3 separate regions of the Homo sapiens genome follow, and regions 2 and 3 are each linked to region 1. A link is an interaction called in ENCODE POLR2A ChIA-PET data of the cell type or tissue named here. Cell type or tissue: GM12878. All regions are shown on one strand.

Region 1 (8,000 bases):
TCTTTGAAAAATTGACATTTTAATTACGTTTTTTTAAATGTCCGATTCATATAATGATCAGAAGTTAACTAAGAATACTCTATTTCGAAAGTTTTATGGAGCACGCAAAGTGTCACTTTCTAGTTTGGAAAGAAAGGGATTTTGTTGTTGCTAGTTTAGGAATATGCTGGGTTTAATTATTACAGGATAATTAAAGAACTAAAGCTAAGAATGTATGTGTGGTTTTTGTTTTTTTTTTTTTAACCTTTTACTAACTCTTAATGGATATGTAACATTTGCATTAGGATCTTGGATAGAGTTACTTAATAGTGGATCAGACAACTTTCCAGATAGGGAATCAAAGTGAGACTCGCTGTTTTGAGACAAACTAGTTCAGACTGTATATAAAATCATTTGTTTTATATAAAGATGCATTTCAGGTTCTTTAGTGGTAATAAAATAGTTACAGTATAATATGTTTTCAGGCAAAAAGTCTGTCAGAATGGTCTTTAGCTGCTTCATTGCCCACAGGTTAATTGGTATAAAAACTTCCTTGACACCACTTTTAAATATATTTACATACACACGTGTGTATGTGTATGTGTGTGTGTATGTGGGTATATTTGTGTATATACATGTTTGTACATACATTATGTGTGTGTGTATATACGCTTTGTCTTATCTGTAATGGCCAGTGTTTGAAGAAGAAAGAAACTAGACCCTATAGATTAAAATCTTTGAGGATTTTTCAAAGCTTTCCATGGGGGAGCATTTCTTACACCCCACGTAAGGAAATATTGGTCTGGGTATTTCATGGACTATTGTGTTCACTCGTTAGCTGAAATGATCAGCTATCCTAAGACTAAATACTAGCCTAATCATTAGCTTTTTTAATTTCTTAAATTCCTGAGATTGGGATTTCATGTACTAGTAGAATTGTATTTTACAGGCCCAGAGCAATGGCTCACGCCTGTAATCCCAGCACTTTGGGAGGTCGAGGCAGGTGGACCACGAGGTCAGGAGTTCAAGACCAGCCTGGCCAACGTAGTGAAACCTCGTCTTAACTAGAAATACAAAAATGAGCCAGGCATGGCGGCTCACGCCTGTAATCCCAGCTACTCTGGAGGCTGAGGCAGGAGAATCGCTTGAACGCGGGAGGCTGAGGTTGTAGTGAGCTGAGATCACACCATTGCACTCCAGCCCAGGTGACACAGTGCAAGACTCGGTCTCAAAAATAAAAACTGTATTTTACGCAGTGACAATTCGGTAATATAGTCCATGATTTAATGAAACAGTAGTGTGGGATTGGATTTTTGATATTTGTTTTGTTTTAAAATTCTAGAAGGAGTTAGCTTTTGCAGCCCGTTCTGATGAATTTATTGTCTTTACTGCAGGAATGTATTTTGTAATTTTTTTAGATATTACAAAGTATGAGGAAAGCTTACAAGTCTACAGAAGTGCTGTGTGTTCTCATCAGTAGATTTTAGTTGTTAAAATTAATTACTTTGAACTGAGATTGCACCACTGCACTCCAGCCTGGGTGACAGAATGAGACTCCATCTCAAAAAATAAATAATAAATAAAATAAAATTAATTACTTTGAATAGGTAATATTGCCACAGTTTAAAATTCAGAAGTCCCCTTCGTACATCAGCCTCCAGCTACTAAATTCTTCTACCTGGAATCTAATAACTGTTATTAGTTTCTCATTTATTACCTTTTAATAAAAGATGAATTTGGGTTCTGGAAATAATCTTGACATGGGAGTTTTTGAAAATAGATGTATTTTTTTTCTAGTTATTGGAAAAGTCACAGGACTGTTTTGAAGTGCTGAAAATCTAATTGTGATATTTATAGTTCAAGAAATTTAATGAATGCATTAATAGATTTTGCTATTCATTTCTACTCTGAGCTAATCTTGTAGAATAAAAACCTAGTCTCTCTAATCCCATATTTGTGGGATAAAAATCTTATCTATGACACACATATATATGTACCCACATATATATACATATATATGTATATATGTACACACGTGTGTATATATATACATGTACACACGTGTGTACATATATACATATATATGTATATATATGTACACACGTGTGTATATATATACATATATATGTGTATATATGTACACACGTGTGTATATATATACATAAATATATATATCTCCCCACCGGCAATATTTTATGTAATATTATACGTACTGAATGATTTCAATTTTTAAAAACCCTGCAATTCCATAAATACGTGTATATATATACATATATATGTGTGTATATATACGTGTATATATATACACGTGTGTGTGTATACGTGTATATATATACACGTGTGTGTATACGTGTATATATATACACGTGTGTGTATACGTGTATATATATACACGTGTGTGTATACGTGTATATATATACACGTGTGTGTATACGTGTATATATATACACGTGTGTGTATACGTGTATATATATACACGTGTGTGTATACGTGTGTGTATACGTGTGTATATACGTACGTGTGTGTATACGTGTGTATATACGTACGTGTGTGTATACGTGTGTATATACGTGTGTATACGTGTGTATATACGTATATATGTGTGTATACGTGTGTATATATACGTGTATATACTTTTTTCTCGACACTGTACTGATGAGGAATGAGCTGTATATTTATAATATGCAGCAGCCAGGAGACACTCCTTGCTGTTCTAGTCAGGAATGCTAGTTATACTTTCTGTGGCATTGTTCTAGCATGTGATATTTTAACTTCATGGATCCTGTGCAGTCTTAATAGAGGAGTTCTGCACAAGAAACATGATTTTTCCTGTTTTAGGAAGTAAGTACTGTGGGGTACTACTCTGTCATCTGGTGGCTAACCCTTCCAAATGTATCCCATGAGAGGAGACAGTGCCACTCAACCTTTTGGAGGCAGGAAGTATGGGAGCTGTAAAAAGAGCCTATTTTCTTAAAGCTTGGAACTTACTTGAGGGATAGAAACAGAGTAGTGTTGCTATTAGTGTTAAAGTTGTGCTGATGAGGCCTAAGAGCTCTGCTGATAAGGCCTAAGAGCTCTTATCCTGCTTTTCTCCCTTTACTGGAAATTCTGACAAACCCAAGAGAAGGCCAACCAGCTTGGAGACCTACTAGGTAAGGCAGGAACCACAAGTAGTTCCTGATCTGTTAGTGAGAACCCCTAGTTTGAGTATTTTCTCAAGTCCCCCCGCCCCCCACCGTTTGTTTTAACTTTGAAAATAACCAGTTTACAGTAATGAGCTATTTCAACATGAGGTCTTTTATTGTCCCCCTATTTATCCCTGATATTAAAGTTACTCTTATTTTGTTTCTGTCTTGTCCCACTTATCTTTGAAGTATTACTCTGTTTTAGACCTTCCAATTCACTGATTTATCAGACCTTTGAAATATATTCTTATCTTCCACAGAATTATAGTATGTGACTTTGTTGGCAAAGTATTCCCCAAATTGTAGTTGCTACCCTGTGAAAATAAAATTATGAAGATACACTATAAGGAATGAGACAGTATGATGTAAAGAGCTCAGAGTTAAAGCTAGCTAGATATGGGTTCTAATCCTGACTACACATCTGATTAGTTATTTAACATTTGGTGAGCAATGTTACCTCTCTGAGCCTTACTTTGTGATCTTTCAAGTGGGAATCACACCTGCCTTATAGAACATTTGTAAGGATGAGAGATAGTAAAGTTCCTAGCACATGATAGATATTTAATAAATGATAGGTCTTTTAAATATAAAAAGTAAGGGATTGTATCAGCTGTATATAAAATTAAACCCAAGAGATAAAATTCAATCTGTATGACTTGTTACAACCTCAGAGAAACTGATTTGTTGAAGCTTATACCAATTCTTTTTTTTTTTTTTTTTTTTGAGACGGAGTCTTGCTCTGTCGCCCAGGCTGGAGTACAGTGGCGCGATTTCGGCTCACCGCAAGCTCCGCCTCCCGGGTTCACACCATTCTCCTGCCTCAGCCTCCTGAGTAGCTGGGACTACAGGTGCCCACCACCACGCCCGGCTAATTTTTTGTATTTTTAGTAGAGACCGGGTTTCACCATGTTAGCCAGGATGGTCTCGATCTCCTGACCTCGTGATCCGCCCGCCTCGGCCTCCCAAAGTGCTGGGATTACAGGCATGAGCCACCGTGCCTGGCCCCCTTATACCAATTCTGTAAGAGATTTTATTACTTTTTTTTTTTAATAAATGAAGAAGTAGAGGCTCAGCTATACAACAATGAAGATGCATAGTAAGTAGCAAAAAAATTTCAAAATTGATTTATATCACCTAATCTTTCTATAAACAAGGAAAGATACCAAAATACATTTGGCAGAATGTTTGTATAACTTTCAGGGGATGCAATAACCTGCCCCTTGAAGCAGATCTGTCCCCTGTTCTATACCATCTGTCCTATTGGAGATGGCTGCACTAGTCTGATGCTATTGATTGTTGACTTATCTGGTTTCACATTTTTCAAGTAATCTTCTGATTATAATTTTACCTCTCATGTAGATTTGTCTCAAGATGAGACTCTACTGATTGACCAGCATGTTTTTCCAGTGTGTTGATGAGATCATTAAGCACTCATTATACAAAGAAGGGTAGATTTCCCCTGAATTACTCATAAGTTATGAATAAAGGGTATTAACTGATTTTAGCTCATGGTTGTAGGCTGGACTATTTCAGAAGGAGAAAAATGTGCGTTAAATTAGTTTTAGATTTCAGTGGTAATTTTGACTGGTTTGTGGACTAAATATTCTTTTCTCACCATGGTTTGGTGTGTTTCTTATATGTGTAGCTTGGAGTTTTTATATATGTTTGGTTAGCATAAAAAATGTGCTTAAACTTAATCCTTAGAAAATAGAGAAATGAAACCAACTAACTTCCTTTACATGATTTATTTCAGTTGAAGGCAAATATCAAAAATGTTTATTTTCCTTTGAAAATGAATGCATTAATTGCATTTAAAACGTTTTTTAAACACCCCGAATAAGATAGCATGTTAAAGCAAGTGTGAGTTCAGTATGTTAATTGCTTGCTCTCCCAGTTTCTAAAAACCCCGTTGTTAAATGTTTTGTTCTTTTTAACAAATGAAGATCATGGGGCTATGTTCAAAAAGGGGAGAAAATTGTTTTCTTCCATGTGGTGACTAAACCTTAAAAAACATTAAGGAATATTTTCACATCTCATGAGAGAAGAGGTGTCATTCATCCTTTTTTTTGTGTGAAGAGAGCTTTTGTATTTTCTCATACTTAGAGATTATTTGAAGGCTAGAAATGGAGTAAGAATATGTACTTTTAGTTATTTTTCTGATAATAGTGATAATCTCATTTTTACTCTTTTTTCCTAGTGAACAACACTCCTTTTCCAGATGGTTGAGTTGAATTGTGGCAAAATCTTTGTTGGAAATTTTTCTTTTTTCTTTTCCTTTTTTTTTTTTTTTTTTTTGGTTTAAGACACAGTCTCACTCTGTCACCCAGGCTGGAGTGCAATGGTGTGATCTTGGCTCACTGCAACCTCTGCCTCCTGAGTTCAAGTGATTCTCCTGCCTCAGCCTCCTGAGTAGCTGGGATTATAGGTGCACACCACCATGCCTGGCTGATTTTTGTATTTTCAGTAGAGACGGGGTTTCCCCACGTTGGCCAAGCTGATCTCAAACTCATGATGTAAAGTGATCTGCCCGCCTAAGCCTCCCAAAATGCTGGGATTACAGGCGTGAGCCACCTCACCCGACCAGAAGTTTTTCTTTAGTGTGAAATTAACTGGCCACTGTGTGGGTTTAACCTTTGATATTGGTGTCTGTGTTACTGTAGTGTAACCAACTGACTTGAATCAGTTTAGCCTTTGCTGATTTGCCAACTCTACTTGGGTTTAGATACAATAATTCTTTTTTATATCCAAGCATTGATTTTTCTATCTTCCATTCATAGTATATTAACATACTGTATATAAGAACATGTGGCTTTATGAGATTCTAACACTTAGTAGGAAAGGGGATGGGGAAGAGGAAGAGCATGTAACTATTTTTTATTCCCTTGTTATATATTGAGATGGACAACTTTGGTATGTATGTTACTAGTTATTGTTTCTTCCCACATAATTGGTCATAACTTTTTGAAAAAAGAAAAAAACAAGCTTTAAAGGGAATTAGAAGTGAATAAAATTTAACAAATGAAAAGTAGGAGTCTTTCCAGACTTCTATCATAGTAAAGAAGAAATATCAAAGAAGATTTGTTGAGAGAAATAGAAGTTGGAGTAAGGCACTATATTTTGAAAGCTAGTATTTTTAGCAAAGTGTTCTTATGGTAAAGGAAATTATAGACTCACTCACTTTATTTCATATAAGGTCAGCAATACATAAAAGTAGCCACTATACTACTTCACACTTACATATGAATGACTGATGTCTTCATTAATTCTCTGAAAGACATTTGCATTTTTAAGAGACTGATTATGATAACTTGTCAAATTTTGGTATTTTAGGCCAAGTAAAAGAGGGAAGCGAAATTAAACAATTGGGCGGGGCATAGTGGCTCATGCCTGTAATCCTAGCACTTTTTGGGAGGCTGGGTGGGGTGGATCGCTTGAGCCCAGGAGTTTGAGACCTGCCTGGGCAACATGGCGAAACCCCGTCTCTACAGAAAATACAAAGTTAGCTGTGGGGTGGTGGCCCATGCCTGTAGTCCCAGCTACTCAGGAGGTTGAGGTGAGAGGATCATCTGAGCCAGGGAGGTCAAGGCTAGAGTGAACTGTGATTGAGCCACTGCACTCCAGCCTGGGTGACAGAGTTTTAAGACCTTGTCTCAAAAAAAAAAAAAAGAAAAGAAACAATTTGGAGAAAGATCTTTCGGGTAGGAGTGATTCTTCAGAGGCAAATAAAGTATTGGGGGAGGGGGAGAGTAAAGGATTCCTGCAAGAATCACTTAACATTACGTGTTTATTTCTTTTCCTGATCTTTTTCTGACTTTTAAATTTTTCTCTTAAAGTTTCACTTTTTAGAAAATACTCAAAAGACTAATTTTGGGGTGAGGATTGTGAGGGAGAGAAGTAGAGTATGTATGAATCATTTGTGTTAGCAATAGTTGTTTGAATTAGAAACAGTCTATAGTTTTTAAAATATAAATGGGCTATATACATTTAAAACTATATAGTTATGGCTGGGCATGGTGGCTCATGCCTGCAATCCCAGCACTTTGGGAGGCTGAGGCGAGTGGATCACGAGGTCAGGAGTTCGAGACCAGCCTGGCCAACATGGTGAAACCCTGTCTCTACTAAAAATACAGAAATTGGCTAGCTGGGTATGGTGGCAGATGCCTGTAATCCCAGCTACTCGGGAGGCTGAGGCAGGAGAATCGCCTGAAACCAGAAGGCAGAGGTTGCAGTGAGCCCAGATCATGCCACTGCACTCCAGCCTGGGTGAAAGAGTGAAATTCTGTCTCAAAAAAAAACAACAACATAAACTATATAGTTATTTAAATTGTGGAAATAATTTCTGCTAATCTTGTAATTGAAATATGTAAGTGCACAAATCATCCGTGTACAGCTTGATTACTTTTCCTGAAGTAAACACATCTGTGTAACCAAAAATACCTACAGCAAGGAATAAAGCACTACTAGTATCCCAGAAGTGTCCCCCTTGAAGGGCCTTCCTAGTCACTGTTCCCAACCCCATCTTTCTGATTGCTTGGATTACTTGTGCCTGTTTCTTAACTTTATGTAAATGTAACCCCCCAGTATGTACTCCTATGTGTCTGACAGAATTCTCCCTTAATATTTGTTGTGAGCTTCATCCATATTGCTGCTTGTAGCATTAGTTTTTTCATTGTTCATTCTTGTTGCTGTTTAGTATTACATTGTATGAATATACTACAGTTTATCCATTCTACAGTTGATGGACATAGGATTGTTTTTGTGTTTGGATGTCAGGAGTAGTGCTACTGTGAGCATTCCTTTTTATTTTTCTGCATTTTTTTCTTTGCATATGTGAGC
Region 2 (8,000 bases), 370 kb before region 1:
TATTGTCATTATTACTATTGAACATTGTTTTCCAATCACTTTATGGTGGTTAACTTTGTGTCTCTATCTGGTTGCAAAGTTTCCTGTAGGCAGCAATTAGGCCTTCTATTCCTGTATTCTCCATTACATATAGAAAGCACTCAATACTCATTGATCTCATTGATTGATCCTTCATTTCCTCCATTTATTCAACTAACAATTTTTTTTTTTTTTGAGACGGAGTCTTGCTCTGTTACCCAGGCTGGAATGCAGTGGTGCGATCTTGGCTCACTGAAACCTCCACCTCCTGGGTTCAAGTGATTCTCCTGCCTCAGCCTCCTGAGTAGCTGGGATTACAGGCGCGTGCCACCACACCCAGCTAATTTTTCTATTTTTAGTAGAGATGGGGTTTCACCATGTTGGCCAGGCTTGTCTCAAACTCCTGACCTCAAGTGATCTGCCTGCCTCAGCCTCCCAAAGTGCTGGGATTACAGGCGTGAGCCACTGTGCCTGGCCTTCAACTGACAAATATTTATTAAGGACCATCAATTTATAGATGTAGGGTCATAGCTGTGAGCACATCTGTGCTCTCATGAAACTTCCATTTTAGTGGTTGGAATAAGTAAAAACACCAGGGTACTTTCATTTTCTTTTCCAAATTATGAATCCTAAAATGACCAACTTCACAGCAGTTGCAGAAGTTAAGGTGCACTTTGTACAAAGAAAGTTTCCAGCATATTCTGCTGCTTAGTGCTATGCTAACAAAACAAAACAGGCTCACCAGGTGTGAATTCATTCTGATCACTGTCCCCTTCAGAGAGGTGCTTACTTCAAAAAGCCAAGTATTACCTTTCAAAGTCCTGAGGTGGGAGGAGTTCACACACGGTTTCCCTTTGGTTCCCTTACTTCTTCCCATTACTTTCCCTCAGACATATACTACTTTATATAATATAGTTATATATGTATATATGTGTATACATATATGTGTGTATATGTGTATACATATATATGTATACATATATGTATGCATATGTGTATACATAGGTGTGCATATATGTGTATACATGGGTGTGCATATATGTATACATAGGTGTGCATATATGTGCATACATATGTGTGCATATATGTGTGTGCATATGTGTGTGCATATATGTGTGCGTATATGTGTGTGCATATATGTGTGCATATATGTATATGATGTACATATGTATGTGTGTATTTTTATTATTTATTTATTTTAGAGTTGGGGCCTTGCTCTGTTGTCCAGGCTGGAGTGTAGTAGCACCATCATAGCTCACTGCAGCCTTGGACTCCTGAGCTCAAGCAATCCTCCCACCCTTAGCCTCCTGAGTAGCTGGGACTACAGGCGTGCACCACCACGCCCAGCTATGTGTGTATATTAAAGTCTGTTTCTTTTCACTGCATTCATAGTGGTTCTAGGAAGACTTTTATTTTAAACAGTAGTCACCCCAGTGCCGTTTGTCCTCTGGAGGGATTTCTCAAAGGCAAGACAGCATCAAAGCTGTAAACCTTTGCTTTTGATTCTCTTTTTTGATGCTGGAAGTTTCTCACCACGTGCTTTTTATTTGTCTAAGCAATAGTGGTATGTGGGAAGCCTGGGACTCTGGCTGCTTCTCAACTGTTGTTATTTAGGTCATCAGTAGTGTTGAGTGGCAAATTTTACAGCACTGTAATAACAGTAAGACTGATTCTCAAAATATGTGTTTTCCTTGTTATATTTGTTTTGACAAAATAATCTTTGACAGAAAGGAGAACTAAAAAAGTGAATATATTTGTTCCAGGCTAACTGTCCAAACTTCATGATGCACACAATATAAGAGTCATAAAACTCCACCTTTAAAAAAGTAATTATAGTGCACATTGGTATAGTGCTGCATATAATGTTATAAATCAATTAATAGATAGCTACAAAGACACAGGTATCTTCTGAATGAAGATGAAAGTGGGAAAGTCACAAGGATGGCCCTCAATAAATATAAAATCACCCCTGCATCCCACTGCAGGGGTATCAGGCCAAGATAGTAGGTACAATAATACTTGTTGAATGAATGAATTTAATTCACTTCTTTTATCCGCAACTCCCAAATCCCTAATATTTCAATAGTGGATTATCTTTGAAGATAAGGACACATGTTATGAATAGGAATAATAATAGGATTATAACAAATCATATATTATTTTAAACTAGTATCAGTATGGTCAGAATTTAGGGTCTTAAGCCAGGGTTCATGTAAATAATTGTTCACTCACTCTTTGTGCATCATCTGAGTAATCCAATTACAGACAGATGGGAAAATAAAAGTTTCCAAAACAGGAATCAAGAGCATTTTTCTTGTTAGAAATGCACGTTCTCAATATTTCGCAGGTTTGCTCTAGGTGATCCATTCTTGATACCCAAAGAATTGCTGTCAGAGGTCTTACTACTCAGAAGTGGGGCTAAGTGTCTTTGAAGAACTATGAATTTATGGATTGTCATGTGGGGTGATTATTTTTATTTGTCCAAATAGAAAGGGCACATGGAAAGCAGATGGCTGTCATTCAGCACAGAATGGCTCCAGGTGACAGTACTGTTCCCAAGTTGAGCTCTGCGGAAGCTCAAACCAAGTCGACTGTGGACAATCGATGGGTAACTGCAGTCTTTCCTGCATAGACTCTGAGCTGAACTTTGTGCTGCATTATCTCCTTGTAAAGAGAGATTTGTTTACTGAGCAAGAGATTTCTGAAATGATTGAAAGTCCTAAAGGTAGAGAGTAAAGGATTCTTGTCAAACAAGTAGAGTTCACATCTCTAGTCCAGCCTGGGAAGAGCAGAGAAAATATAGACATTTCTTAGGTTTCTTGTTTATTCATACAAATGGAACAACAGAAATGCAGTGATCCTGGAGAGTCTTAGGCTGAGAAACAGTTGGTCTCATCAAATGAGTTTCTCTAAGAGTAGATCATTTGGGGGCCCATATGTTAGACAGCTAGTTGAGTATTTCTACCCCTTAAAGATATGGCAGCTTACAACCCTTGAAGGACAATTAATTCTGTTAATATGTTGGTACTGACCAGTGAATTCAAACTATAATTTCCTCATATGACATATTTGTAACAGCCAGCTTGTTTCTCCCTTCTATTTCCATAGCCCACAAAGCTAGAACACTCTAATTTGTCTAACTGGTGAGTGGAACTCAAAGTTTTTAGTCAGGAAGAACTTGAAACCTGACCAAGTCTCCAAGCAGAATGCATAATGCACATTGGCTACAGAGTTATATGGGAGATTGTCCCTAAAAAAAGTGTGAATCATAACTGTATAAATTAAAATAAATCTGTGTGTATACTTAAATAATAGGTCTTTCTAAATTTACCCCAACTTCTCGAGCTGTGTTGAATCACATTTGCATTCATTCATTCATTCATTCATTCGTTCACTTAACAAATATTTATGAAGCACCTACTATCGCCAGGCTCTGATCTAGGTACTAGGAATATAACTGTGATCAAAAAGATGAAAATTGTGAGGCTTACATTTAGTGTATTTAACAATAATGGCTTCAGCATATAAACAACATTCACCAAATTAATTCCATGATTGCTCCAAGTGACCCATTTTACTTTAGTCTGTCTCTGACCACTCTTGGCTCTCAATTGTTCTTCAGTTTATTTCCTGCCTAATTACTTTAGTTTGGCACATGGATTGACAGACTTTCAGATCAGAGTCTGCACTTTGTTCTTTGTATTCCAAGCAACTACCTTTCCCTTCTGGCATGGTTCCCCTGACAATAAATGATCCAGTAATAAACCTCCTGACTTGCACCCCCAGAGCCTACCACTTTTCTTACAGCCCATACATACCGGAGATGGCCTAGGCCACAGGCAGATGCTAGACAGTAGACTTGTGCTTTGTCCTAAGCTCTAGAATGCATGGTTGTGCACAGATTCTGCTTGGCCCAGGGAAAGCTGAAAATAAACGAGGTAGTTCCAGGGCAAAATCAAGAAGCAGATGAAGATAACTTTCCTACCTTAACTTCCTGTTTCTTTCCCTTTCCTCACTTGGTACATTTTTTCTATCATTTTACATACTGCTTTGTCAATTGAGGGACCAAGAAAAGGGGATGTTTCTTCTCTGACCTGTTCCTTCTGCCCGCATAGAAGGGAGTCCTGGCTGTAGCAGCTGGAGGCTTGCTCCCTCTGAGCTACTAGGAGTGGGGAAGATCCATTCGGATTTCCTTCCCTGTCCCCTGAGCTCTAAGTCCTCATTAATTATGCTGTGCCTTAAGCCTCTTGGACACCAAGAGCCAGAGAAACCACCCACAGGCCTATGTCTCTGTATAATAGTGGTAAATAGCATTAGTTGAGTGCTTACCATGTACTGGGCTCGTACTAAACACTTCACATGCACTATCTGCTTAATCCTCCCAACTTGATGAAATAGGCATATTATTGCCACAGTGTGAGATCTGAGTGGAAATTTATTTTACTGTTGACCAGGCATACAGTGGAGTTTTGGCCCTAGGGGCTGGGGTTCAAGAGAGAAAGTGGGCTGGGCGTGGTGGCTCAGGACTGTAATCCCAGCACTTTGGGAGGCCAAGGCAGGTGGATCACTTGATGTCAGGAGTTCAAGACCAGCCTGGCCAACATGGTGAAACCCCATCTCTACTAAAAATACAAAAATTAACCAGGCATGGTGGCGCATGCCTGTAATCCCAGCTACTTGGGAGGCTGAGGCAGGAGAATCACTTGAACCTGGGAGGTGCAGATTGCAGTGAGCTGAGATCACACCACTGCACTCTAGCCTGGGGGACAGAGCGAAACACCGTCTCAAAAAAAAAAAAAAAAAAAAAGACAGATAAAGTGTTTTATGTTAGTTGTGTATTGCTGGGTACTCCCAAAAGTTACCTCAAGTTTAGCAGCTTAAAACAACAAACATTTATTATCTCACAGTTTCCAAGGGTAAGAAATCTAGGAGCAGCTTAGCTGAACGTTCCTGGCTTACAGTGTCTCGTGAAGTTGTAGACAAGATGTTGGCCAAGCCTGCAGTCATCTGAAGGCTTGATTGGGATGGAGGATTGGCTTCTAAGATGACAGACACTCATGGCTCTTGGCAAGAGTGGTAGCTGACTGCACTCATTGAAAAGACCTGAGTTCCTTGCTGGATGTAGGAAGACTGAAGAAGACTTCAGTTCCTTGCCTCATGGGCCTCTTCTCTAGGCCTCAAGCCATGGCAATGGGCGTCCCTGAGAAAGTGCAGTACAAGAGAAAGCAAGGCAGAAGCCACAATGTCTTTTGTAACTTAACCTTGTAATTGACATTTCATCATTTCTGCCATATTCTATCCATCACATAGACCAACTCTGACACAATGTAGGAGAGAACTACCCAAGGGCATGAATACCTGGAGGTGTAGATCATTGGGGGGCCACCTTGGGGTTGGCTACCACATCTTCTAAAGCTAAAACCACAAACTAGCTCTCTTCTATATTAAAAAACCAAGTCTTAGAGTGTCTCTTATTGGCTGGCAATATCTGGCTTTATTGATTAGATATTATATAAGTGCTGGGCTGCTTAGAAGTGTTGTCTTCCCACTCAGGTGGAATGCCCACTCAGGATTAGGGCTGTCAGTTGTCTTTACTGACAAGTGTAAGTGGGGTACCCAATTTGGGATTATTAGTTGTTATTTTAGCAGAAGTCAGGTTTGTGCCACTGTCAACCTGGCTATGTTAAGGGTTTGTGATCCTCATTTTATAGGCTTTGGGAATTTAGATATTTGCTCAAGGCAACACTGCTGTTAAGTGGAGGAAACAAGGATTGTAATACAGGCAGTGAGACTGCAGAGGCCACCCTCATAACCACTACTCTACTGCACTCTACCCTAAAACAGGCTATAGCCTCCTAATTCCTTCCAGCCACCAGCCCCAAACCCAAGAAGCAAAGGGAAGGGAAGCTAGAGAAGGAAATGGGTGCTACTCAAGAGACTCTTGAGGATGTGTATGGTAGGTCATCCTAGAAGACTGGAAGGTAAACAATTTGGAACCACCCAAGGGGTTTACCTTGCCCACTGCCTAGACAGAGCTGATTTCTCAAGACAGGGGAATTGCAATAGAGAAAGAGTAATTGACACAGAGCTCGCTGTGCGGGAGACTGGTGTTTTATTGTTACTCAAATCAGTCTCCCCGAGACTCTGGAGCAGTTTTTAAGGACAACTTGGTGGATGGGGGGAGCCGGGAGTACTGATTGGTTAGGGATGAAATCACAGGGAGTTGAAGCTGTCTTCCTGAACTGAGTCAGTTCCTGGGTGGGCCACCCAGGATCAGATGAGCCAGTTTATTGATCTGGGTAGTGCCAGCTGATCCATCAAGTGCAGGGTCTGCAAAATATCTCAAGCACTGATCTTAGGAGCAGTTTAGGGAGGGTCAGAATCTTATAGCCTCCAGTTGCGTGACTCCTAAACCATAATTTCTAATCTTGTGGCTAATGTTAGTCCTACGGAGGCAATCTAGTTCCCAGGCAAGAAGGAGGCCTGCTTTAGGAAAGGGCTGTTACCATGTCTGTTTTAAATTGTAAACTATAAACTAAGTTTCTCCCAAAGTTAGTTCAGCCTATGCCTAGGAATGATCAAGGAGAGCTTGGAGGTTAGAACCAAGATGGAATTGGTGAAGTTATACCTCTTTCACTGTCTCAGTCATATTTTGCAAAGGCAGTTTCAATATGGTTAGGTCACAAGAATGCTCCAGCATAGAGATGGAATGAGAAGGTCGACGAAAGGGATCTCCTGCTTCTGATGGGCTGATTCAGGGTCTTCATTTCCTATTATGTATGAAAGTGACATAGGAAACCTGGTTTTGGTAAAAAAATTTTGCAAGGGTACTTTTCATTGATGCTGAATAATTAACAGAATAAAAGGAAAACATATAGACACTTTCTTTGGCAAGATAAAGGGAACACAGCTATAGTCATTAATGTAAAATGTTTCCCATTTGTGTCTGGTTAATATAATCACTTTCAGGAATACATGCAAGAGAATCACGGGCTCTGAAGTGAATCTAGCAGACTCTAAAACATGTTTCCACTGGATGTTTCTCTTAGGGCTCACTCTGCCCTACCTTCCTTTTCCAAAAACAAAATAGAAAGTAGCTATTCCTTTTGGGAAATGGAAAGTGATGCTTGCCCTGAAGATACCGTGGAGGCTGACCCAGGCACTGTGGCTGATGTATGTGCATTATGCAAGTATTTTGTTAGAGATGATGCCACATTAAGAAGCGCATACGTATCTTCCTCTTCTGTGACGCCTTCTCCGATTTTGCCATGGTGATCCAGGTACTCTCTCTTCCTGTTTTACCCACATTGAAGTTTGGATTAAGGGTAAGAAAGGAAAGGTCACGTTAAAACATGGAGCATTTGGAGTTGAGGAGGTTTGCATTGCTCTAAGGATTGTTGGGGAACTCTCAGACTTCCCAGTTAAACTTTCAAGTTCTTGGTTCTCATTTTTCTTCAAGAGTGAATGTAGGGTGGGATATACTCCCTTCTTGCTGTGCACCAAAATAAATACACTGACCCTTTCCATTTTAAGGGCTTCGTTTGGGACTAATTATCATGGAAAAACAGAAGGTAATAACAAAAATAACAACATGGGGAAGTACAAAGTCTCCAAAAAAACCTGACATGGTGTTCAACTTTATCCTTATCTGTTACCCAGAAATGTAGATATCTTCTCTTCTGCTGTCAAGGGCAAGGCTGTCATCAGAACTTCTCCTTTCTGAACCTTTTCTCTCCCTTATCTTGTTCCCACAGACCCCCTTCTCCTTCTCTGAGGGCCTCTTTGAAGATGTGTAAGAGCAGTTTGGGGGTGGACACATAAGCATCCGCATGCCCCCAGAAAGAATCATTTACTGTCAGAGTCATTAAAAAAAAAAATTCTCTTCATCTCTCTCAATGCCTCCCTTGTGCCTCTAAATTTTTTTTTTTTTTTTTTTGCAGTAGAGCTGAACGCAAAAAAACTGTGGCTGGGGAAAAAGGACA
Region 3 (8,000 bases), 82 kb after region 1:
TCTTTTGAGACGGAGTCTCTCTCTATCACCCAGGCTGGAGTGCAGTGGCGCAATCTCGGCTCACTGCAAGCTCCACCTCCCAGGTTCACGCCATTCTCCTGCCGCAGCCTCCCAAGTAGCTGGGACTACAGGCGCCCGCCACCACGCCCGGCTAATTTTTTGTATTTTTAGTAGAGACGGGGTTTCACCATGTTAGCCAGGATGGTCTCGATCTCCTGACCTTGTGATCTGCCTGCCTCGGTCTCCCAAAGTGCTGGGATTACAGGTGTGAGCCACCGCGCCTGGCCATTTTTGCATTTTTAATAGAGACAGGTTTTGCCATGTTGGCCAGGCTGGTTTTGAACTCCTGGCCTCAAGTGAGCTGCCTGTTTCAGCCTCAGCCTCCCAGATTGCTGGGATTACAGGTATGAGCCACCACGCCTGGCCTAAATGCTTAATAAAGATTATTCTGTGGTATGTATTCACAGGCAGTATGCCAGATACCAGGGATGAAAATATAAATAAGACCTTAGTCCCAAGGAATATCTGCAGTTTCCATAGTTTCACTCTGTTTTTTAATAGTTAATTGTTTCTGTGGTAGTTTAATATACTTTGTGCTAATTAGAGAAAGAAAATATTTATTCCTCATTAAAGTTTTAGGAACATTAAATCAGCAAACAATCAGTAGATATCTGTGTGCCAGACACCAATATGTGCCTGGGCTTTCGCTTCTGGTAACTCTAACCTGGTTAATACTTACATAAAGCTTTACTAAGTATAGGCACTCTGCGGAGCATCTTAACCTGAGTTAAGTCATATAATACTCACATCAACACTGTGAGGTAGATACCATTAAATATTGATAAGGATACAGAGGCACAAAGATACTTACTGATCAGTATACAGAGGCACAAAGAGGTTAAATTACTTACTCAGGGTCACACAGGAAGTGGAATTCCTGGGATTCAAAATGTGGCAGCTCGGCTCCACAACTATAGCATAGCTATACTATACTGCCTGCAGCTCTCTGCATCTATTTACACTTCTAGTTCTCTTAATTTTGTCTTGTAATGGTCACTAAAATTCTAGTGTAAGAATTTTAACCACTACCTAATGTAAAATCCTTACTGTATTCTCTAGGCTCACAAATGTTGACCTTGTAACTTTTATTTTTAAATAGGCAATGCATTAGCAGGAATTCAAATTAGGACAAACAGTTGTCCAATTGTTCGGCATAACAAAATTCATGATGGCCAGCATGGTGGGATTTATGTGGTAAGTTAATGTATATAGTTCCCTATAAACTCATGCATCAAAACCAGGGGGATAAAGGGTTTCTCCTCAAGCTTTTAGGTAGGCCATATTCAACTTTTGAGGTATGAATTTGTGACTGTCTTTAATAGTTAGACAAAAATAACGTTCTTCTTCTCCCTGCCAGTATCTTAATGATTTCTGATTTTAAGTTTGTGTTTAATTATGTAAAATTTACTCAGCAGCTGACTAAATTTAGCCATAAGAGAAACACCTTTTTATTAAAGTCTTTATTATTGGCAATATGGGCTAGCCTCAGCAGCAGTTCATTTGCAGTCTATTATATTTGTTACACCAGAATTTTACGAGTATGACTACTGTATGAGTCACTGAAGTTCTGCCACTTTTTCATTTGAATTTATGTTAAAATATAATAACTTTCAAAATTTTGAAACCTGTGTATTAATCGTCTTCACTCATGGTATCTAAAATTTTGCAACTGATTCAAGTAAGAAAATGTAGGAAATTTCAAAAAGGTCCTTATGCAAGGCATTACTTTTAATTTTCATTTATGGTTCTAGAGATGCACATGTCCTCAGTTACCTGCTAAAAGTAAAAATTTTGGGAACATGAAGCCATATCATTTTGAATTGATTTCTCGAGAAATAGGTTTGAAGTAACTGTTAATTTATTACTAAATGAGAGGTCGTCAGTTTGTTACACATCCTAGGGTGAATTAATTTCTTTTGCTAAAGAAAATTGAATGCTACTACTACTATTACTGTGATATTAAAAGTATAAAACCACTTAAAGAACAGTATAAAATTTTTGAAAGCTTAAAACTCAGGTAGAGGCTACATAAAAAGAATGTTGGCCGGGCGCGGTGGCTCACACCTGTAATCCCAGCACTTTGGGAGGCCAACGCGGGTGGATCACGAGGTCAGGAGTTCAAGACCACCCTGGCCAAGATGGTGAAACGCCATCTCTACTAAAAATACAAAAATTAGCCAGGCGTGGTGGCAGACGCCTGTAATCCTAGCTACTTGGGAAGCTGAGGCAGAGAATTGCTTGAACATGGGAGGCGAAGGTTGTGGTGAGCCAAGATCGCGCCACTGTACTCCAGCCTGGGCGACAGAGCGAGACTCCATTTCAAAACAAAACAAAACAAAAGAATATTGCCATTACCTCCTTACTCGGATGAAAAAACAAAAATGGAAAATTTTTTAACTGTCTATAAAGGGGGTAACAGACTATAAACGCCTTGCTTATAGAAGATAAATATTATAACCAGTGTAACTTTCATTTAGCATGAAAAGGGACAAGGAGTAATAGAAGAGAATGAAGTTTATAGTAACACTCTAGCTGGAGTCTGGGTGACAACTGGCAGCACTCCAGTACTGAGAAGAAACCGGATACACAGTGGCAAGCAGGTAGGATTAGCCTGGACTCTTGGATGGGAAATACATTGTTTTGTAAATACTTGTCCCTTGAAAAAGCTTTTTTTTTTTTTTTAAATTTTAGGTTGGTGTTTATTTTTATGACAATGGACATGGAGTGCTAGAAGACAATGATATCTATAATCATATGTATTCAGGGGTTCAGATAAGGTAAATGTTTTCATATTTGGCTATCTTTTGGGAGGGAGTTAGGAGTATGTGGGGTGTGTAAAAGAAATTTGCTTATTGTTTAATGCCCAATCTTTATCCCCCTATTGTATATATATTCACATTCTTAAAATAATCTTGACTTAAATTGTCAGAATGTAGCTTTCCTTGGTCTAGGTGAGGACAGAAGCCACTGGCACATGTGCCATAAGAGCTCACTTCCACCGTTCTGCTTTCCACTATGAGAGTCACATCAGCTGCCAATATGATCCTTCATACTTGGAGAGTGGAAGTCTGTGTTAAAATACTTGTGCATTATGCCTGGCATATCATTGGCACTCAATAAAATGAAGCTTCTGTTTTATGCTATTTCTGTAAAATTAATAGTTTTTGATACCCCTCTAATATTTTAAGTTTTTGGAATTCTAGCAGTACTAATGATCATATACTGGCTTACCTCTGTTTATTACACTTTACAGTTCATTGTGCTTCACAGATACTGTGTTTTTTCACAAATTGAAGTTTTGTGGCAATACTGTGTTGAGCAGATCTCTCTGCCATTTTTTTCCAGCAGCATGTGCTCACTTCCTGTCTCTGTGTCTCATTTTTTCATTATCATTATGTCTGTTATGGTGATCTCTGATCAGTGATCCTTTTTGTTTGTTTGAGACGGAGTTTCACTCTTGTTGCCCAGGCTGGAGTGCAATGGCACGATCTCGGCTCACCGCAACCTCAGCCTCCCAAGTAGCTGGGATTACAGGCTTGTGCCACCATGCCTGGCTGACTTTGTATTTTTAGTAGAGATGGGGTTTCTCCATATTGGTCAGGCTGGTCTCAAACTCCTGACTTCAGGTGATCCACCCGCCTCAGCCTCCCAAAGTGCTGGGATCACAGGCGTGAGCCACCACACCCACCCTGATCAGTGATCTTTGATGTTACTATTGTAATTGTTTTGGGACACCATTAACTGCGCCCAAGATAACAAACTTCATCTGTAAACGTTGTGTGTGTTCTGACTGTTCCACCAAGCAGCCATTCCCATCTCTGTCCCTCTCCTCAGGCTTCCCTATTGCCTGAGACACAACAGTATCGAAATTAGGCCAATTAGTAATCCTCAAATGGCCTCTATAAGTATTGAAGTGAAAGGAGGAGTTGCGTATCTCTCACTTTAAATCAAAAGCTAGAAATGATGAAGGTTAGTGAGGAAAGTATGTCTAAAGGCTGAATAGCCCAAAAGCTAGGCCTCTTGTCCAGTTAGCTAAGTTGTGAATGCAAAGGAAAAGTCCTAGAAAGAAATTAAAAATGCTATTCCAGTAAACACATGAATGATAAAGCAAAGCAAAACAACCTTATTGCTTAGTTTCTCAGGGTTCAAAGCAAAATAAAATAATAACAAAAAAATGGACTTATGCTAATATGGAGAATGTTTTAGTGATGTGGATAGAAGAACAAACCAGCCGCAACATTCCCTTAAGCCAATTCCTAATCCAGAGCAAGGACCCAACTCTCTTCAGTTCTATGAAGGCTGAAAGAGGTGAAGAAGCTGCAGAAGAAAAGTTTGAAGCTAGCAGAGGTTGATTCATGAGGTTTAAGAAAAAAAGCTAAGTGCAAGGTGGAGCAGCAAATGCTGAGATAGAAGCTACAGAAAGTTATCCCAGAAGATATAGCTAAGATCATTGTTGAAGGTGGCTACACTAAACAGATTTCAGTGTAGACTCAATAGTTTTATATTGGAAGAAGATGCATCCAGAACATTCATAGCTAGAGGGGAGAAGTCAATGCCTGACTTCAAAGGGCAAGCTGATCTCTTGTTAAGGGTTAGTTAAGCTGATGACTTTAAGTTGCAGGCAGTGCTCATTTACCATTATGAAAACCCTAGGGCCCTTAAGAATTATGCTAAATCTACTCTGCCTGTGCGCTATAAAGGGAACAACAAATCATGGATGATAGCACATGAATTTACAGTACAGTTTACTGAATATGTTAAGTCCACTGAGACCTAGTGCTCAGAAAAAATATTTCAAAATATTACTGCTCATTGACAATGCACCCAGTAACCCAAGAATTCTGATGCAGATGCACAAGGAGATTGTTGTTTTCACGCCTGCTAATACAGCATCCATCCCACAGTCTGGATCAAGGAGTGATTTCAATTTTTAAGTCTTTGTATGTAAGAAATACTTTTTAGAAAGCAGTAGTTGCCATAGATAGTGATTCCTCTGATGGATCTGGGCAAAGTAAATTGAAAACCTCTGGAAAGGATTCACCATTCCAGATTTCATTAAGAACATTCATGATTCCTGGGAGGAGATCTGAAAAAGTGCTGTAATCCAAGCATTTTGGGAGGCTGAGGTGGAAGGATCTCCTGAGGCCAGGAGTTCAAGATCAGCCTGGGCAACATAGCAAAACCCTGTCTCTGTAAAAAATAGAAAAAATTAGCTAGGCATGGTGGCATGCGCCTGTGGTCCCAGCTACCCGGAAGGCTGAGGTGGGAGGATCGCTTGAGCCCAGGAAGTCGAGGCGGCACTGAGCTATGATTATACCACTGTGCTCCAGCCTGGATGACTGAGTGAGACCCTGTCTCAAAAAACAGAACAAAACAAAAAAAAATTGCAGTTATGCCCTGAGCCAAATGTTGAGCTTTTCTGCCCACAAAGTGCAAAATTGTAGTACTGGCAGAGGTGCAACCCAAGGGGTCGCCAGGGTTCTCACCGCCCTTGGCCATGGGGCAGGCTGATCTAGACAGCAGGGGGATGTTTTCAGGGCTGAAGGTTCCCCCTACCTAGTCGTGAACACATCGGGTGCTGGAGCACCTGTGTTCCCATGAGGCCAGCGTGGGCCATGCATGGCTTCAAAAGGCCCTCGAGGCTTGACTAAGTGCGCCAGTTTCATTCTGAACATGCTGCTCTAAAACACATCCCTGCTGAGCCACAGGAGGATCAGATATTGTGAGCTTCTGGCCCGTTGATGCTCAAGAGCTGGGGCATGCGGGGAAGACTCCAGAACTTCTAACTCTCGCTAACCTTACATCTGGGATTCTTACGCCCTCAGCTGAAGAACTCTATGAATTTCAGCTTTGAAGAGGTTCTTCTAACACTTGGCCAATTTCAACCAGGCTTTGCTAAAGTCCTCTGAAATTGGGGGTCTGAAAGCCAGTTACTTGGATCACAAGTTACCTGTGAAATCTGCAAGGACCTGCTGTCAGGGCTCATTAAACCCCGAAGTATGGCACCTTGGCATGCGGACTACTCTGACCCAGAGGAGACTGGAAGGCCTCAGAAGCCAGGTCTTTGTCCTTCCCTCCTGGTTCCTGCCTCCTTTTCTCCCCCAAATTGAGTCCCAGAAACCAGAATTCCTTTTCCTCAAAGCAGGTCTTAGAAACTAGAATTCCTTTCTCTCAAACCCAGCCATAAAACCTAGCTAGGTCACTCTCTCCCTTCTCCCTGGAAGATCCTCATTCCCGAGGGGGATACCCAGGGGAAGGGGAATTGTACAGAGCGGCTTTGCTGGGTTTCCCGACTCTGTCCATCACCGTTAGGCCAGATCCTTTGTGTCCAATCACATTTCTGCGTGGATGTTCATTCATCAAACCTAAATACAAAAATAAACGTTTTTATGGCCAGGACAAAAAAAAATTAACAGGAGTTTGGAAGAAGTTGCTTCCAACCCTCATGGATGACTTTAGGGGTATAAGACTTTGGTGGAGGAACTAATTCCAGACGTGGTAGAAATTGCAAGAGAAGTAGAATTAGAAAATGGAACATGAAGATGTGACTGAATTGCTGCAACCTCATGATAAAACTTGGACAGATGAGGAGTTGCTTCTTACGGATGAGCAAAGAGTGGTTTTTCTTGAGGTGGGGTCTGTTCCTGTTGAAGATGCTGTGAACATAGTTGAAATGAAGACAAAGGATTTAGAATATTACATAAGCCTGTTAATAAAGTAGTAGCAGGGTTGGCAAGGATTGACAACAATTTTGAAAGAAATTCTACTGTGAGCAAAATGCTATAACAACATTGCATGCTACAGAGAAATCTTCCGTGAAAGGAAGAGTCAGTCTATGTGGCAAACTTAATTGTCTTATTTTAAGAGATTGCCAGTTGGTCAGGTGCAGTAGATCATGCCTGTAATCCCAGCACTTTGGGAGACTGAGACAGGTGGATCACTTGAGCCCAGGAGTTTGAGAACAGCCTGGGCAACATGGCAAAACTCCATCTCTACAAAAAATACAAAAATTAACTGGGCATGGTGGTGTGCACCTGTAGTCCCAGCTACTCGGGAGGCTTAGGCAGGAGGATTGCTTGAGCCCAAGAGTTCGAGGCTGCAGTGAGCTATGATCATGCCACTGCAACTCCAGCCTGGGTGACAGAGCAAGACCCCATGTCTTTAAAAAAAAAAAAAAAAAAAGACTCCCTGAAGGCTTAGATTGTTATGAGCATTTTTTTAGCGATAAAGTATTTTTAAGTTAGGGTATGTGCTTTTTTTTATGAAATGCTATTGCATACTTAATAGACTACAGTATAATGTAAACCAAAAAATTGATGCGACTCTCTTTATTGCAATACTCGCTTTATTATGGTGGTCTGGAACGGAACCTGCAGTTATCTCCAAGGCATGCCTGTAATTCAGTCCTTCATTTTACATATGAGGGGAATATATGTCACTTAATATAACCCCATTTAGTTTACATGTTAGGAAACTCTACAATAATAATCTGTAGTAAAGTATGTTCTGTGGGAAATACAGGATTAAGCAAAATTAAACCACTTTCTTCTCAGGGCATCTTGGACTCCATTGTATAGTTAATTCTTACTAAGTGACTTATGTGGATTTCTCCACTGTTTACCTCACGTAACATGAAGATATGGGAGTAGAAGCTATTGAAATGGTATTATTGTCTATTCTGTTTACAGGACTGGAAGCAACCCCAAAATTAGACGCAACAAAATCTGGGGAGGACAGAATGGTGGAATTCTAGTTTATAATTCTGGTATGTTTAATCTGTCATCTTTTTTCTGTGTTAATAAACTTTAGAAATACACCTTCTAGGCCGGGCACGGTGGCTCACGCCTGTAATCCCAGCACTTTGGGAGGCCGAGATGGGTGGATCACCCGAGGTCAGGAGTTTAAGACCAGCCTGGCCAACATGGTGAAACCCTGTCTCT

The links. Peaks named below come from ENCODE experiments on the same cell type or tissue, not always from the same donor. Only the 100,000 strongest peaks of a DNase experiment are listed, where the experiment ranks them.
Region 2: POLR2A ChIA-PET joins it to region 1 with 5 read pairs; 2 of 35 experiments call an interaction of 5 or more read pairs at or near these places.
Region 3: POLR2A ChIA-PET joins it to region 1 with 8 read pairs; 2 of 35 experiments call an interaction of 5 or more read pairs at or near these places.

The regions. Positions count from the first base shown.
Region 1 is chr2:47,895,161-47,903,160 of GRCh38, reverse strand. All of the region lies in intron 1 of FBXO11 (F-box protein 11), which reads left to right. Among named protein-coding and RNA genes, the nearest start is that of FBXO11, 7.3 kb to the left of the region's middle. RefSeq lists a silencer at 933-1,202. In GM12878, no CTCF peak of the experiment used is centred here; a DNase peak (open chromatin) is centred at 4,649; H3K4me3 peaks cover 4,169 bases; H3K27ac peaks cover 3,500 bases.
Region 2 is chr2:48,265,051-48,273,050 of GRCh38, reverse strand. All of the region lies in intron 2 of LOC102724008 (a long non-coding RNA gene), which reads right to left. Among named protein-coding and RNA genes, the nearest start is that of FOXN2, 46 kb to the left of the region's middle. In GM12878, no CTCF peak of the experiment used is centred here; no DNase peak of the experiment used is centred here.
Region 3 is chr2:47,813,616-47,821,615 of GRCh38, reverse strand. It overlaps FBXO11 (F-box protein 11), which reads left to right. Exons shown (of 23, transcript NM_001190274.2): 14 at 1,160-1,254; 15 at 2,538-2,660; 16 at 2,752-2,837; 17 at 7,749-7,825. Among named protein-coding and RNA genes, the nearest start is that of MSH6, 34 kb to the right of the region's middle. RefSeq lists enhancers at 5,506-5,555, 5,716-5,785. In GM12878, no CTCF peak of the experiment used is centred here; no DNase peak of the experiment used is centred here.